Regions from separate parts of the Homo sapiens genome. Here regions 1 and 3 are each linked to region 2. Evidence: chromatin contacts called from ENCODE Hi-C or POLR2A ChIA-PET data. All regions are on one chromosome and are shown on one strand. Each heading gives the region's core, a stretch centred on a gene start or an enhancer-like site at or near the end of the contact. The rest is flanking DNA. Distances are from core to core; before and after follow the strand shown.

What was found. A loop is a pair of places that touch in the nucleus more often than their neighbours do. ChIA-PET counts read pairs that join two places held with the same protein, here RNA polymerase II (POLR2A). Pooled maps may share reads with other maps.
Region 1: a pooled map shows a loop between it and region 2 (5-fold over the local background). The contact joins two enhancer-like sites. A Hi-C loop is called at or near these places in 7 of 50 pooled maps. POLR2A ChIA-PET finds 5 or more read pairs at or near these places in 5 of 52 experiments (H1, HEK293, HEK293T and 2 more).
Region 3: a loop to region 2 is called in a map of naive thymus-derived CD4-positive, alpha-beta T cell, with 5 times the contacts of the local background. The contact joins two enhancer-like sites. A Hi-C loop is called at or near these places in 1 of 168 maps with a recorded cell type or tissue (naive thymus-derived CD4-positive, alpha-beta T cell) and 9 of 50 pooled maps. POLR2A ChIA-PET finds 5 or more read pairs at or near these places in 2 of 52 experiments (H1 and activated T-cell).

What each region holds. Positions count from the first base shown.
Region 1 is chr3:99,842,337-99,845,639 of GRCh38, reverse strand. The region is part of intron 1 of CMSS1 (cms1 ribosomal small subunit homolog); the gene reads right to left. All of the region lies in intron 5 of FILIP1L (filamin A interacting protein 1 like), which reads left to right. The region is part of intron 1 of LOC105374010 (a long non-coding RNA gene); the gene reads right to left. Among named protein-coding and RNA genes, the nearest start is that of HP09053, 20 kb to the right of the region's middle. RefSeq lists an enhancer at 1,644-2,145. Within about 2 kb of position 1,544, at least 7 of the 41 ENCODE cell types and tissues checked have a DNase peak (open chromatin) inside an H3K27ac peak, as active enhancers do.
Region 2 is chr3:100,208,806-100,212,537 of GRCh38, reverse strand. No RefSeq gene overlaps it. Among named protein-coding and RNA genes, the nearest start is that of TBC1D23, 50 kb to the left of the region's middle. RefSeq lists a silencer at 2,508-2,557. Within about 2 kb of position 2,402, at least 4 of the 41 ENCODE cell types and tissues checked have a DNase peak (open chromatin) inside an H3K27ac peak, as active enhancers do.
Region 3 is chr3:99,867,228-99,870,868 of GRCh38, reverse strand. The region is part of intron 1 of CMSS1 (cms1 ribosomal small subunit homolog); the gene reads right to left. The region is part of intron 4 of FILIP1L (filamin A interacting protein 1 like); the gene reads left to right. All of the region lies in intron 1 of LOC105374010 (a long non-coding RNA gene), which reads right to left. Among named protein-coding and RNA genes, the nearest start is that of HP09053, 45 kb to the right of the region's middle. RefSeq lists a silencer at 2,430-2,724. Within about 2 kb of position 2,338, at least 7 of the 41 ENCODE cell types and tissues checked have a DNase peak (open chromatin) inside an H3K27ac peak, as active enhancers do.

The DNA.
Region 1 (3,303 bases), core at 295-2,794, 370 kb after region 2:
GTGCGTGTGAGAGAGGAGAGAGAGAAAGAGATTGGAAGATTACAGAACTTCCTTTTTCATTGACAGATAATCATAGAACTCCCCCAAAAACCAGGAAGGAAAGAGGAAGTGACACTGGAAAATCTTCAGAAATCTTCATATGAAATATGTGGGGGTGGAGGGTTGTATTCTTTGGTCCATGAGGGCTCACAGAAGATAGACTGTTTTTTCGTCTCTCTGAAAAACTCATACCATTCTTTCATTGGTCTAAGTCCTCGCTTCAGAACGAAGTTTCATTTTACTCACATTCCCACTATCTCTTTAACTCTTTAAAAGGTAGAATCCTATCACAGATTCGAATGATTTTATCATGTTTTTTCTATTTAAAAGCAATGGCAAAACTTTCCCCAGGAGGATGCCACTGCTCTCTAGGGGCACTGACAAAAATAAAATTGTCATCCTTACTAGAAGGACATTGTGCATTACTACACTTGAATCTGTACACATAAGAAAGAATCTTGATACTTGTTCAATCAAGATCATGATAAAATTACATACACTCTTTGTAAGGTCTCCACAACTATATTTTACAATGCTAAGACATTAGGCTTGGGGTCTTCATGACACCAGTTTTATTAGTCCATTTTTATACTGCTATAAAGAATACCTGAGACTGGGTAATTTATCAAGAAGAAAGGTTTTATTGACTCACCATTCCTCATGGCTGGGGGAGGCCTCAGGAAACTTACAATCATGGCAGGAGGCAAAGAAAAGCTAAGGCACATCTCACCTGGCAGCAAGAGAGCGAGAGAGTGCACAGGGGAAACTGCCACTTTTAAACCATCAGGTCTCATGAGAACTCCCTCAGTATCACAAGAACAGCAGGGGAAACCACCCCACGATCCAAACGGGGATTTCAGTTAGGAGATTTGGGTGAGGACACAGAGCTAAACCACATACATAACCCATAAAGGATAAAATTAGGGGAGCTGTGAGATGGTCATAGAAGGGATATTTTATCAAAAATTTTAGAGATTTGTAGTCTAAGGATTCTATGGTCTTTACTGGTTGAAGTAAAACTCCCAATAAAAACGTTTTAGTAGCTTCTTTGATTCTGAATATTTACAAAGTGAGTCTCCTTTGAAATATGTTAGACAAAGGCAGGGAAAGACCTTTAAATTAACCAACACTCTAGCTTTTTCCTATACCCTGGTTTCTGTTATTAAGATTTTTTTCCTCCAAATAATCATTTTGCTTTGTAATCCCAAGAGAAAAGATAGGCAAAAATGCATGCCCCAAAACTCTTATAGATCAGCGTATCTCAGAGTAAAATCCAAGATACCTGTGTGAGAATCCCCTGATATTAAGTTCCACTCAGAGCTATCCAATGAGAACCTCTGGGGGCGTAGGGCCCAGAAAGCTGCATTTTAACAAACTCTTCTGCTGGTTAATTGTGCCCTAAAACGGTACTTCAAATTTTGATCTTTTTCTGGGCTAGCAATATGCTGTAAGATACTCTCTCCCAGTGCTGGGTAGTGGCAGTGAGCCACAGCTCCCAGTCAGCCACACAATCATGAGGGTAAACAACCGATACTGTACAGCAGCAGTTCCCAATTTGGCACAAGGGACTGTTTTCATGGAAGACAATTTTTCCATGGGCGGGGGGTTGGGGGGATGGTTTCAGGATGAAACTGTCCACTCAGATCATTAGGCATTAGCTAGAGTCTCATAAAGAGTGCTCAGCCTAGACCCCTCGCATGTGCAGTTCACAATAGGGTTCGTGCTCCTATGAGAATCTAATGCCACTGCTGATCTGACAGGAGGCAGAGCTCAGGCAGTAATGCTCGCTTGCCTGCCACTCACCTTCTGCTTGCCGCTCGGCTCCTAACAAGCCATGGACTGCTACCAGTCCGTGGCCCAGGGTTTAGAGGCCCCTGCTCTACAGTGTGCTGTGTTGCTAGACAATTTTGCCCAATTGTAGATTTATGTAAGTGTTCTCTGAGCATGTTTAAGGTGGGCTAGGCAAAGCCATGATATTCAGTAGGTTAGGTGTATTAAACATATTTTCAACTTTTAATATTTTCAACTCACAGTGGGTTTATGTGGTTCTAACCCCATCATAAGTCAAAAAGCATCTGTATTGACAAGCACTGGCAAATGTATTCTGACCATAGTCCCTCTCTTTAAATTACATCTGTAGTAGGAAATGTGGCTATTCTACCCTCTAGTGGCTGGCATGACAAACAGAAGGTTTATTCTCCAAGTTTTCTTTTTATTTAAAAGGAAAGCTCAATAAAAACTTCCATTTTATTGGGTGGGAAGATTCCCGGTTTTATAACTGTAGCAAAGCATAGATGCCTAAATCTTTGGCTGAGCTAAAGTAGGCTGTCTGACACCTACAAGGTCTGTTTCTCTCTCAATCCCAGGCCCTCAACTTAAATCTGTAGCATTTCTTGGGAAGGGTCCAGAACACACATTAAATAAGGCAGTTAGATGAACCAAAACAAAGGACTCCATTCAACTTATGGCACAGTGAAGCAAATACAAGAAAGAGCAAGGAAGACAAGTAGTTTACTAAGGTTCTCAAACCTTAAACCCCATTTAAATTCATTTTACTTAAACTTCAAGCCCTTTCCTTTCCAGCAGATGGACCCTTTCCATTCCTCAAGGTACATCAAGAAGGGTAAGGCTTTTGGGCAGTCAATATATCAGAGCAGCCATCCCCCAAAGGCAATGCTGTAGGGTAAGGAATCTTGAGGGAGTCTAGCGAGTTAACTGGCCAACACCTCTAAGTACTTCATAATTTGATAATGAATTAACACCATTTACATGGGAGCACTTACAAATCTGTCAACATTCCATCAGGTACCAGGTTTTACAGTTAGAATGCCACCATAAAAATGTATTCAGGAATAACCTTTGGCATTGCAGTCAGCCATTCCAGGGATAATCACTTTTATTTGTGGCATCATTTAAAATTTCATTGTCAAAATTGTTGATCAAGAGAAATAAAACTTATCTTATTATTTGAGGCAATATTTTGAAAAACTGAAACTAGTTTTCTTATTTTAGTGAGTTCTTCTTCCTCCTCATAGCCAAATGGTCCTGGTATGATATTTGAGGGGTTACCTGAGACCATCTTTTTTTTTTTTTTTTGGCCTGTTTTAATTTATTTATTTCAATAGGTTTTTGGGGAACAAGTGGTGTTTGGTTACATGAATAAGTTCTTTAGTGCTGACTTCTGAGATTCTGGTGCAACCATCACTCGAGCAGTGTACACTGTACCCAATGTGTAGTCTTTTATCCCTTACACCCCTCCCACTC
Region 2 (3,732 bases), core at 1,153-3,652:
CTGTAATCCCAGTTACTCGGGAGGCTGAGGCAGGAGAACTGCTTGAACCTGGGAGGCAGAGGTTACAGTGAGCTGAGATTGCGCCACTGCACTCCAGCCTGGGTGACAGAGTAAGACTCCATCTCAAACAAACAAACAAATAAATAAATAAATAAAATAGCAAAAATTAGCAGGGTATGGGGGCACACGCCTATAATCCCAGCTAATTGAGAGGTTGAGGCAGGAGGATCGCTTGAGCCAGGAGGATTGCTTGAGCCCAGGAGGCAGAAGTTGCAGTGAGCCAAGATTGTGCCACTGCACTCCAGCCTGGGTGACAGGGTTAGACTCCATCTCAAAAAAAAAAATAAAAGCAAATTTCAAATAGCCAGTGAAGACTCATGGTTTGAGCCTGATCCGATGGTTAGGACTCACCTAATCGTGGGTACCCCAGATTGCTTGCTCTTTTCTGGTGATGGCACTCTCTTACAGAGTTCACCTGCCTTCAGGCTCAAGGACTTCAAATAAATACTGGAAAACTGGTCTAGAGCTCAAGAGTGACTTATTCTCCCCACACCAAGGACATTTTACTACGTATAATTATGCCTCCCCTCTTCTTCCTTCTTCTTTTTAACTCTAAAATTCTCTTCATTGTCTATTTGAAATTGATTTTAGTTCAGTCAACCTAGTTCCCCTTGTTGAAACATCCCAGTCATCTCCAGCCCTTCAGAGATCTTTGGTTCTGTTACTTCACTGTCCAGTTTTGTTTCCTCCTTTTCTTTTTAAAGCTTGACTTTATTGATGGAAGAAGGACATTTTCTTGTTTTTCAGCATGATGTGAATTGCCATCATGGCAAAGGAGGCCAACCATGTCATAGCTCCTGTCACTGTGTAGGCAAGACCTAAGAAAAGGCTATTACCCCCACACCATGTCAGGGTGGAGAGAACAACTGATTTTTCTCCGTGGAACCTGGTTACTGGGAAGTCTAAGAAGACCTGTTAAGAATCTGACTCAACACTTCACATTTCTAGTATTGCATATACTGAATATATTAGGTTGACACATATAAAATTGCTCTTTTTTATAGGTAAAAAAATGGTTAAATATCTAATCTCATATGCTGCAACTTAATCTTTACCAAGCACTACTCTGTATCTTGCTGGAATGAAAATAAAAACAAGCCTTCCCTCTACATAGTTGTAAGCTACGAAAGAGATTCTGACACAGATCTGAATGACTTATAGACAACTGATAATGAACAAATATATTTAATTTCCTTTGGCAAACCCAAGGAAATTACAATCATACAAACCTAAATTTTTATATATGAATTAGAAGACCCAGGGCAGGCTATAGTCCTTTAGTAGGCTAAGGTTTGAATTCCTACCTCAGGGAAAATTCTTTAAGGGGAGTGAAGAACAAGCAAACAAAAAGATCACAAAACATTTTTGGTAGTCGAACTAAAGGTGGTACATTCATTTGGGTTTTGGAAAGGCCAGTATCCCCATGCTGGGGAGAAAGTGTTTGAAGTGGGTTTGCTATCATTAGCATTTTAATGATGTCATTTTGATTATACATGTGGCCTGAGGTTTTTAAACATCTGGTGCCTTTTGTAAACCAAACTAATAAACAAAGAAAGGCTTCTCATAGCAACGGCACAGGAAGGAGGCATTTCCCAGCAAAGCTATTAAAGGGCCTCAAATCACTTGGCAACGTGCTATTTAAAGGCACAAGGAAAATTAGTATGAAACTAGTTCTCTCTCTTCTTTTCCATCAGAATTCCTCATTGTCACCAGGTCCTTGGGTGCCACCTCAACCCATCTGCCTGTTTTCTCCCTCCCTCAGTTCTATATGAGAAGGTCTTCTCCTCATACACAGAACATCTTTTTTCCCCTTAGAAATGGTAGGCACTTTCTTAGTCTGGTTGGATAATACTCACACCAGAGCTGTACCCAGGTAGTGCAGTTATAGGCCTGAAGCTTAGGATTGAAGTTCTATGTACACAAAAAATTTTGATTTGAGAGGGATTAGCATTAAGACATGACTGTGAATGAAGTCACCCAGGGAAAGCATGTCCAGAGAGGAGAAACAGAATGTCTCTGTTATTGGGAACATGCCTCCCTTCCTCATCCTGCCAACCCCAAGGTCATTGTAACACATCGTGGGATAGTAGTGCATGAAGTTTTTTCCTGCTCCTCGAATGCACCCATAACTGCTTTAATGGTAAGGCAGTCCCAAAATTGACAGAATCAGAAGGCCCACCTTGAGAGACCAGTTTTAAGCAACTTTCAACCTCTGCTTCAATTTTTTTGAGGGAGAGAGGAGTTTGCTGAAATTCTTATTCAAAGGGTTTACTCTTTGATCTGTACCTATAATGCTCCATGAGAGGCAATTTGTGGCTTTCATTTTCATTTTCATAGAACTAGACACCCTGCTAAAGGGACTAACTGAAGTCATACCTCCTCCTGGTCAGTAAACAAAAGGAGACAAAAAGCTGAGAGGCAGAGATCATGTCTCATCAGTGGGGGCCTTTCTGACTGAGAAATGCTCCCACTTCCCTGTCAGAATGGAAATGTCCACATACCTGTTCTAGGATGGAAAAGAAGAAAAGTTGGAGCAGGGAACTGGAGCACATGCCATCATTCCCTTCTCCTCAAGAATTTCTTATTCAGCCTCCCTGAAAGGTAAAGAAACTAAGGAGGTGGACAATTTTGTGTTAAAATTGACCCATTGGGGGTCCCATTGAACAACTAGCCAGGAGCCTTGGGAGGATGAACACAGCGGTGCTAACTGGGCTGCAATTTCAAAGTCGTGTAAAAGGCCTGGAATGATTCTGCCTCCAGAGAATGCTACCTCAGGGAGAATCAGGAGGAGACTTGAAAATTAAATCTAAAGACCAGAGTTAGTGTAAATTGTATTTAAATATATAATTTCTTAAAGGTAGTGTTTGGTGCCATGCTAAAGTTAAAGCCTGTTTGTTTTCAAATCAAGAACTACATTTGTATTTTTACATTAAGTGAAAAAATTCAGACTCTTATATTTAAGCATGTGTCAGCCTGGGCAACAAGGGAGACCCCATCTCTGAAAAAAAAAAAGAGAGAGAGAATTAGCTGGGCATGGTAGTGAGTGCCTATAGTCCAAGCTACTTGAGAGACTGAGGTGGGAAGATCACCTGAATCCAGGAGGTCAGGACTGCAATGAGATGTGACTGCGCCACTGTACTCCAGCCTGGGCAACAGAGCAAGACCCTGTCTCAAAAGTAAATATGTAAATGAAAGTAAAAATAAACATATGTCTCCTAAGTTGGACCATATATTCCTAATCATTAGGGCACTAACTCCCACATGCTGGCTTTGTGCCTAAGGGAGGGGGGAACACGGCATCTTCAGTGCAGAGCCTGTTGCACACCTCACGTGGATTTGGATGAACTGGACCTGTCCCTTGAGTCCACAGCTCCTGTGGTCTATGATACTTTTCCCTACAATAAAAGGTTCTATAGTCTCAGTTTTAGTAATTTTTAGTCTATATTTACTTATCAAACTCCTCTCTATTTTCATAGTCTTCCATCTCCTCCCATCCTATCTGGCATGCTTCTCCTCACAGTTTTTTTAACAGATCTCTAGGCCCAGTGTTATTTAATCTTTCTTTCTTTCTTTTTTTTTTTGAGACGGAGTCTCACTCTGTTGCCTAGGCTGGAGTGCAGTGGCGCGATCTCGGCTCACTGCAACCTCCGCCTCCCGGGTTCAAGTGATTCT
Region 3 (3,641 bases), core at 1,089-3,588, 340 kb after region 2:
GCCTGGAAGATGCACTTACGGGGCACAAATGGCTTATCTTTGCCATGCAGCAGACTGCCTTTTCCCAAGCATGTACTTCATTCCAAAGTTTCTGTGGGTAAACCAGTGTATCTCCCAGATTTTACAGAAGAGTGATTTTTCTTTAATTTCAAAGTTACTCCAATGTCAACCTGTGAAGCTAGCCTAGGGCTTATAATTCTCCTCAGCAGTAGCAAACATTTACTGAGCTAAGCACAAGGCATGAAAACAGGCCCAGCAACTAAGTTCACCACACACCATACCATGTCACTAACCCAGCTATAGCTACTAGCATGGACTGGTACCACATTAATGACAAGGACTAAGATCACTAGCAGCTCTTGGACAACAACTTCAATTATGGTCCCATCCCTGCTCTATTTTAATTGACTGGTAATGCAATGAAGGTAGGAGAGATCAGCTACACATAAAAACTAAGTAAAGATAAACAATGTGGGAGAATGCTTATAAAAACTTCAACAGAATATAGTCAATGGCCAACCTTGCTGAATAGTGACACTGAATTGACAGGGATAAATGTTAGTGTCTCAACGGTGAGACTAAAAGAGTAAGAATAATGGGTGGATAAATCAGAGTTCTACTCTTCTTAGCTCTGCCATCCATTTACTGGGTGAGCCTCCTGTTCCCTTGGTTTCTACAAATTACAAAAAGGGAACAATGTCATCCACCCCAAGTATTTCTCAGTACTCAATAAAGATTGAATAATGAGCAATAACCCTCATGGGAACTCTGATCAAGTAGAGAAGAGACAATATAAAAATAAAAGCTACTGATTATATCACTACAGAGACAAATTAGCTAAAGAAAATGAGGGTAATTTGAGGGAAAGAGTCCACATGTAAATGGAGAAAAGATGAACACAGCTGTAGCACTTGGGCCTGTGAGAGCTCCAAATCACTGTATCTAAAGCAGCCTCAAGGCTGAGGTCAGTCCTCTAAGATGGGCTGCCCTGACAGAAGCAAATCTGCCAGATTTATTGTGTCTCATGGCCCACCAGTCCTGGAACAAAAGTTTAAAGGTGAAATATGTTTTTCTCTTTCTTTTTAAAATGCTTTTTTATGTGAATCAAAACAAAAACAAATCTCTGAGCAGAGATCATAAGTGGAATGTAAAACATCACATTTGGGCTCGCAAGACTTAAGTGTCTGCCTGTTAAATTTGAAGAAAAGGAAGGAGTTGCCTGGTCCAGGAGCCTAGAGAGAACATGAGAAAGTTGCTGGTTTCTTGCTGAAGACAAACACCCATTCAGTGAGATATTGTGGAAGTCCCTTAGTCTTAACTTGTTAGTCTGTTAATTGGGAATGGCAGAAGAAGTGAATTACTCTGTGGAATTTTGTGAAAATGAATCCACTGCTGCTAAAAGGAAAATTATCTACTTTTCAAACACTCATATTATTAAAATAAATACATTATGTTTGAAGTCGCATATTATTCTTGAGGCTTTCAAATAAAAGTGAGAGTAACTTTGCCAAGTGATTTGGGGCTCCACTAATCTCCCCCCAAATTCTGCCCCATAAAATTCTTTTTACAGTTCAATAAAATTCATTAGGCTGAACACAGATGCAAAGAATCACAGGCAAAGTTAAGATTCTCTGGCCAATTTTCCCCATCTGGACTTTAATTAAATTTGTCTCCAAGTGAATTCTTCTCTTCACTAAATGGTTCTCCTTCCAGAAGTGACAAGAACAAGAGGAACAAAACTCTACTTGTCCTTCTTCCATTCTAATAACAAGTCATTCTGAGAACTTTAGGTACCACTCAGCCTAAGGGATGGTTATACTCCCCTAGGAAGTGGTTCTTTTTACCTCTCTATCATTTGGTCAAGTATGCACAGAGTTCAACCCATATGAGGGATACAGAGGTATTATTCCTTTAAGGAGCTTACAGTTGGCTTAACGGCAAAAGTAATATACTAAAACAAATTAGAAAGCAGTACAAAATAATGTAGAATATTTAGGTAATAAAGCTGTAAGGGCTGTGGGGACTTAGAAAAGGAAAATCAGCCAGGGTTAGACAAGTTAAGAAACATTCATGGAAAAGATGGGAACTGAAATGTAAATGGAGATGACTGAATGCAGCATTCCAAAAAAGATGGCAGACTTATTCTTCAGAAGTCTATTATGAAAGGAGAACCTGAGGTTAAAAGACAAATAAGGCTTGTGCCAAGATCAGAGCACCCAAACTGTAAGTTTAAAAACCCATTATTTGGCCTTCAGAACAACCTGGACTTATGCAGAAAGGAAGGCAGCTTAAAGTAACATCACTTCTTAACCTGAAGCTTAAACGTGATGAAGCAGTTGGCACAGTGCCAAACCTATAGCAGCTACTGTTACTCTTCTGGTTATGCTAGTCTATCCATAGGGATGATGCTCCTTCATCATCTGGTGCTGCTGGGCTGACATATAGGGGGCTGTCTCAGGCCAAAGAGGAGGTCCTTTGTAGGATGCAGTCATGAAGAATTCCTGTTCTCAGACACCCAGCTGTGAAGTGGAGTAAAGGATTAAGCTTGTTGAAGATCTGTCTCTAGCGTGCCTAACCTTAGCCACTCTGTAAGGAGAGGTTACCCTTTACCTTGATTTCCCTGCTACAAGGCAGTCCCTCCTGTGAGAAACCCACAAGAACTTTCCTAAAAATGTCTTACTCATCTGAAGTAAGAAACAACTTCCTGAGCAGGTAAAGGACCGAAGAGAGCTGGTGACTGCAAAAGGCTTAAAAGCTAGTTTGGAATCTCCCTGTTTTACCATGCACCCACAAAAAACAAATCTGTAAGACAAATCTTTACAACCTGGGCTAAATGGCTTATATCAGATCCTAGCCACAAACAATAAAGAGTCTCTTTTGAAATTAACAGTCTAAATACTTTTTGCCTAGGTGTTAATTTTTCAGTTTAATTGTACTTTGAATTTAGTATAACATTTTAAGTACTTATTTGCTTTTACAGCATACTTACAACTTGTGAACTACAACAGACTCAAATAAATCTGAATCCCATGGAATTCCAATTACGGTTTTCCATTCTTTTGAACCATTGAGACTTGATGAGCCATAAAATCTCTTGACATGTGAATTTGTATACAGTGTTATATAGGAAAGAAGGGAGGAAAGGACTCTAAAGATTGTTGGGAGTATTTATTTTGTGGAACTGAGATTTGAGATTGCCAAAGGCTTTGTAGACCTTAGAGACAAAATTGCACTGCTCTTCCCATGTTGCAGCTAAGGTGACAAGCAGATGAGGTAAGGTCAGATAGTTAAGTCACTAGCAGATTTTGGTCCAACATTTCCTGTCCATCAGATATGTGGCTTTTCAATTGTTTAATACCTGGGGTTCTGCTTTCTTTGTTTTTAGCTGTGAATTAGTAAACTTTAAAAAGCGATGAATAGTGAAGCCAGAGCTTTTTTCAAAAACCTTTTTTTCAGCTACTAAAACCTGAGATAGTTTGCCTTCTCTTAAAATTCAAATCACAAGGTAAGATATGGTCAGGGCAAAAATGGATGGTATTCAAATAGCACATACATGAGGTATACTATAGCCATTTCTTTAACTGCCACAAACAGAACATTTCTCACATAGATAAACTAAATGGGTGAAACTCCTGCTCAGG